2 separate regions of the Mus musculus genome follow, and region 2 is linked to region 1. The links are chromatin contacts, found by Hi-C or POLR2A ChIA-PET in ENCODE. All regions are on one chromosome and are shown on one strand. The core of a region is the stretch at or near the end of the contact, and the rest is flanking DNA. Distances in the headings are between cores, read along the strand shown.

Region 1 (2,656 bases), core at 95-2,594:
GCCCTTGCCCTAGTAGAACTTGACAGTCTACATTGTTAGATACAGATCTCAGAAAGACTCAGTTCTCCCAAAAGCAAAATGGTGTTTATCCCTCTCTTCCCAGGGCTTCCAGCCACAGGTTGTCTAAATGAGGGAGCAGGAGAATGGGTCTCCTGAGAGATACTTCCGATTCCTGTGCTCAACCATAAGGTATTTCTAGCTTCTCCACAGTCTGATCTCCACTGCTTAAGTAAGGTGAAAGAGCAGACTCCATTTTCCAGACCGCTTAAGCCTCTAGGGCGTGGGGCATGGATAGTGTTTGGAAGGAAACAAAAACAACGTCTGCAAAACATATGGAAATTCTTACTTGAATCCATTAATCAGAATAAAATAGATAATAGCCTTTCAGGGAAGAAAACAAATTTGGTGAAAAGTGAATTAACTGGAGACTAGAAAGGAGTGGGAATGCCATTTCACTGTGCTCTGTTTCAACTGTATGAAGTTCCAGGCTACTCTGGCCAAAGAGCAAAATTTAAATAGCGTTCCCAAGAGTAACAGCGCATGCTGTTTGGACATGAAGAGTGTGGTGAGACACTGTTCTCCTATCTTCTCACACCTCGAGCTCTGGGCCTCTTGAATTATTTTTAATTATATCTCTCACACAACATTTTTAAATAGAGAAATTTTCAAAATTTAACTTCATCTCATGACAATTAAGGGTGCTTATGCTCTTGCTGTTTCAAAAAAAAAAAAAGAAAAAAGAAAAAAACTCAACGAAAAGTTCAAGATCTAAGATTATTTGTTCAAGAAGGATGAACTTTTTAGCTGTCTGGGTATATGGGTAGCTACGGCCAAAGATATCTAATAAAAGCAGAAATATTCTGAGAACAAACACAATTTGTCACATTTTGTTTAAATTTACATACCGACACTAACCTAGTAGTATGGAAGATATTAAGCATCACAAGTATTCATCCACTGGAGGCTTATTAGTTAGCAGAGTGATGATATCATCACATGTCAAACAGCTTCTGGAAATTTCCACTGTAAACCCAAGGAGGGAAAGAATGAAAGTAAAAGAGGTGAAACCTTGCATTGTTGTCGTGGAAACAATTTTGACTCGGGGACATATTTGAAAGTATTTTTGTAGACAACCCAGACCTGGTGAAATACATCTGAGAACTTTGTAATTGCTATTAATTGATTTTTGGTCATGTGACAATGCAAATCACTAACAAAGTATATTTTCTCGGATGAATGCTATGTTCTCATCCCTGGACCACCCTGCGAGAACAGCTGACCGAAGGTAACCTCGGGAGGGCGCTCTGATAGGCCGCCAAAGTGTGAGCGTCCGGGTCTCAGTCGAGAAGGGCTGGGGACCGAGAGCGGGAGGTGGAGCGCTGCCAGGTGACCTCCTCGTCCGGTAGCGGTGGGAGTGGCTCCAGCACACAAGCTGGGCCCCGTGCGGCGCACGTTCCCCGAGCGCCCCTGCGCGGATCCTGGGCGCCTCTTTTGCGTCCTGGTGTCGCCTTGGAGCCGCGAAGAGCTAGGCTCCGACTGTCGCCGAGATCCAGAGGCGTCCGCGACTCAGGGCCAGGCCACCTCTCGGGCCAAGCGGATAACTCGGTTCCCGCCCAGGGGCTGCTGGAACATGCGCCCGGGGACACAGGTGCGGCGACCAGCGGCGAGGCGGGGCGGGGAGGAGTGGGAGAGTCATCCAGAGACGATGTCTCGACAGTGGCATTCCAGCACCTAGCTGCCTGTCAGCGTGGGCGAGAGTCGCGTCTGCCTGGGCCAGTGTCCGAACTCTCCTCCGCAGCTTCCCGGGAGTACCTTTTGTTCCCAGGCGCTCCGGAGGTGCCACCTGCCCGGAGCGCCTTGGGTCCCATAGATTAAGAGCGACCCGTGGGGTGCAACAGGTCGTTGTTGACTCAGTTCCGACTAAAACCCAACAGGCTGAGACTTGGCCTGCTTCTTTTCTTTTCTTTTAATGTCGTTGTCACTTTTGTTTTAGTTTGTTTGACAGTTGCTAGACTATGTTTCCACTTCTGATCGTACTCAGCCAGCTGCCCAGACTTACCCTCGCAGTTCCTCATTGTATCAGAAGCCTAAAGGATTCCGAACATGCCCCAGAAGAAGGTAAGCAAGCATGGCTGCCGATTGGGGGAAAACACTTCTGAAACCAGTTGCGGTCTACTGTGTAGATCTCAAGCCAAAGTGTGGTAGGGGGAATTACACGCCCCCGTGAACCACAGTGCAACAGCATATCCTATGTTTTAATTTGTGGCTTTCTTGTTTAGAGTTGTGGGTTTTTAACTATAATATGTACAAACGTATCTCCCTTAGTAAACAGATGTTTAACACCTGGTTTGTGGTTGACTAAATTGAAAGCCTTTTTCGAAGTCCGAAAGTCAGTGAGTTGTCGTTTCCTAGATGAAGCTGTGTGTTAGTTATAAAGAGGAAGGCTGCTTCTTGGAAGACTGACAGGGAGGCCAGACTCTTGTCAGGACTTGTTTGTGCACCGCTGGGAGTCCCCATATAGACAAGTGCTCTACCGCTGAGCCACATCCTGTCCCCTAGTCTGGATTTGTGAGATCCAGAGCAAGGGCTGGAAGGTAGGATGACCCTTCTGGTCATTGTTCCAAACGTTGTGTAGATAAAGGCAGATGCTTGAGAG
Region 2 (2,656 bases), core at 63-2,562, 170 kb before region 1:
CCCTCTCTTCTCTCCTCTCCCCCCTCAGAAATCTGCTCCCCTCTTTTCAACCAGTCTCTCTTCCTTTTCTTCCTTGAGAACGTACCCCCCCACACACACTCATTCCACATTGTAACCCAGTACTCCAGGAAGATTGTCTTAGTGTGCTTCCCATTGCTATGATAAAATATTGGCCAAAAACCGACCTGGGGAAAAAGGGTTCATTTCATCTGACAACTCTCAGGTTAACCTCCATCGCTGAGGAAAGTCATGGCAGGAACCCAAGGCAGGAACCTGGAGGTGGGAACTGAAGCAGAGGCTTGCTCGCTGCCTGCTGACTTGCTCCTTGTGGCTAGCTTGGCTTACTTTTCAATGCAACTCAGGGCCACCTACCCAGGGTGGCACCACCCACAGTGGGCTGGGCCCTCCCATGTCAATCATTAAGGAAGAAAATACCTGACAGGCCATTTATTGGGGACATTCTATCAACTGAGGATACCATGTGTATATTCTCTAATAAAGTCTGTTTTTACTTTTTCAGCCCACTTTTTAATTGCATTTCCCCCTTATTGTTGCATTTACAATGTTCTTGATCTTCATGGCTCCAAGTTCTGCATCCAGGTTCAATCAACTGCAGACTATAATATTCTGGAGAAATATCTGTGCTGAATACGCAGACCTTGTCATTCCCTAGAAAACAGAGGACATAGAATTTACATTGGATTAGCTATTTTAAGTGCCCTGGAGATGACTTAAAGTACACAGGAGGTTATATAGACACGAACTAAGCCATTTTTATGTAAGCGTCTTGAGCCCCATAGATTCTGGAATCCTTAGAGGAGGGATCCTGGAGTCAATCCCTAACATACACTGAGGCACTGTGTATTCTGGATAAGTCCTTATTAATTAAGTGGGAGCATTCTTTGAAAACTAGTCACCCTTACTTAGCAAGGAGCATGGCCTAGCAACTGGACCAGCAAACTGGGAAGCATAACACAGGGGAAAAAAAAAATAGTTCCAAGGCTTTAGGGACAGGGGGCACCTGGAAAGCTCTCAGAGGCAGCAAGAGCTCTCTAGGCTCCCGAAGCTTTGGCCCAGGTAGGGTTCCGTGACCCGCAGGCAGCAGGCGGGCAGAGGACACTTTAGCCCAACCCACCTAAGTTTCCGGGGAGAGGGGAAGATTTCAGGTAGGAGCCTGCGAGGAGCTGAAGCAGAGGCCCGCGGGGAGGAAGTAGTACTGTGGGCCCCGCCCACGAGGCCCGCCCTCTGTGGCTGACCCGGAAGCGGTTGTGCGTAACCCTGTACGGCACCGCTCTCTTTTCCGGTCGGCGTGTTTCTGGATCGGAGCGTCTTCCGCAGCCCGGCCTTCACCATGAGCGTCCCGGCCTTCATCGATATCAGCGAGGAAGACCAGGTGCACGATGCTGGGCCCTCGGGGCAACGGGTGCGGGGGATTCCCGGGACGGAGCCCGTGAGGGGGAGCGCGCTCTCCTGACCTGGGTCTCGGCGCGTGCGCGGCCGAGGGTCCGGATGCGGGCCCGGTGGGCGCCAGGGCTCGTCCGCAGTCGTCGATGACGACCCAGAACTTTTCGGGGACAGGGACCAGCGTCTGCTAAGTTCGCGTGTGGCCCGCAGGAGCAACTTTGAGCGTGTGAATGCGGGCCTTCCGCGGCCACAGGCGACGGTGGCATGCATTTTACTAGTTGGCTCGCGTTTTCTGTTCCCAGGCGGCTGGGAGGCAGGAGCATCTGGCGGGCCATCCTGGACACTTTGAAGTTCACTAATTGGGGTTTACACCTGGGTGTACAGGACAGATGGCTTCTCCTTTTTCTGTAACAGGAGGTTAATTGTTGGGATGACAGTCTTTTAATTTTCTACAACCCAAACTGTTCTTCGTGAGCATGCATACGCTTTTATAATACCCACTGACAGAAACTTGGGGTTCCATATGTTACACAGGAGAAGAAAGGAAGTTATGCACACATAGAAAGATGCCGCATTAAGAGTATTTGACAGCAGAGGAAGCTAGAGTTCCCAGGCATTGACTAGTATTTACCAAAAAGGTACTTCAGGCCAGGGGCTGAATAGAGCCTTGGCATTGGCCATATTGTAGAGTGTCTTGTTGTCAGCAAGAATGATATAAAAACATTAAACTTAACTAATTCTTAGAAAAAGATTTGTAAAGCAGGAAGTGAACAAATGCTTTCTTTACATCTTGGTTAGATTATATATTTGTGTCATAAAGAAAAAGAATGATTTCTGCTGTTATTTTGCTTTTTCTAATATGACACTTGAGTTTTCAAAATATCTTTTTTATAATACCATGCCATCTTCTGTATAAAATTACTATGCTATTGTTTGGAAAAATAATTCCATCAGACCTAAGGGTTTGTTAGGTTTCTGAGGTCACCAAACACATTTGTGGGATTAAAAATGTTGGTTATTTTCCCCAAGGCTCTTTTGGCTTTGTCCAGACAATTTGACATCCGTGCTTTTTCTTTCCCCAACCCCCTTCTTGTTTTGATATTTGGGAAGTGTTTCACTATGGCTTGTTAAACCTTGGCTGGCCAGGAACCTGTAGAGATCCCCCTGCCTCTGCCTCAAGTGCTGTGGTCACAGTTATATGTCACCTCACCCTGCCCACCACCTCACCCTGGCACCTGTGCATTTTCTAATG

The links. A loop is a pair of places that touch in the nucleus more often than their neighbours do. ChIA-PET counts read pairs that join two places held with the same protein, here RNA polymerase II (POLR2A).
Region 2: a loop to region 1 is called in a map of regulatory T cell, with 3 times the contacts of the local background. The contact joins the promoter of Eif3m here to the promoter of Prrg4 in region 1. A Hi-C loop is called at or near these places in 1 of 37 maps with a recorded cell type or tissue (regulatory T cell). POLR2A ChIA-PET finds 5 or more read pairs at or near these places in 2 of 5 experiments (Patski and embryonic stem cell).

Annotation. Positions count from the first base shown.
Region 1 is chr2:104,848,538-104,851,193 of GRCm38, reverse strand. It overlaps Prrg4 (proline rich Gla (G-carboxyglutamic acid) 4 (transmembrane)), which reads left to right and starts at 1,344. Exons shown (of 6, transcript NM_178695.5): 1 at 1,344-1,648; 2 at 1,994-2,118. The coding sequence starts at 2,016.
Region 2 is chr2:105,015,683-105,018,338 of GRCm38, reverse strand. It overlaps Eif3m (eukaryotic translation initiation factor 3, subunit M), which reads left to right and starts at 1,312. Exons shown (of 11, transcript NM_145380.2): 1 at 1,312-1,393. The coding sequence starts at 1,352. It overlaps Gm38521 (predicted gene, 38521), which reads right to left and starts at 1,218. Exons shown (of 2, transcript NR_165821.1): 1 at 1,136-1,218; 2 at 1-669.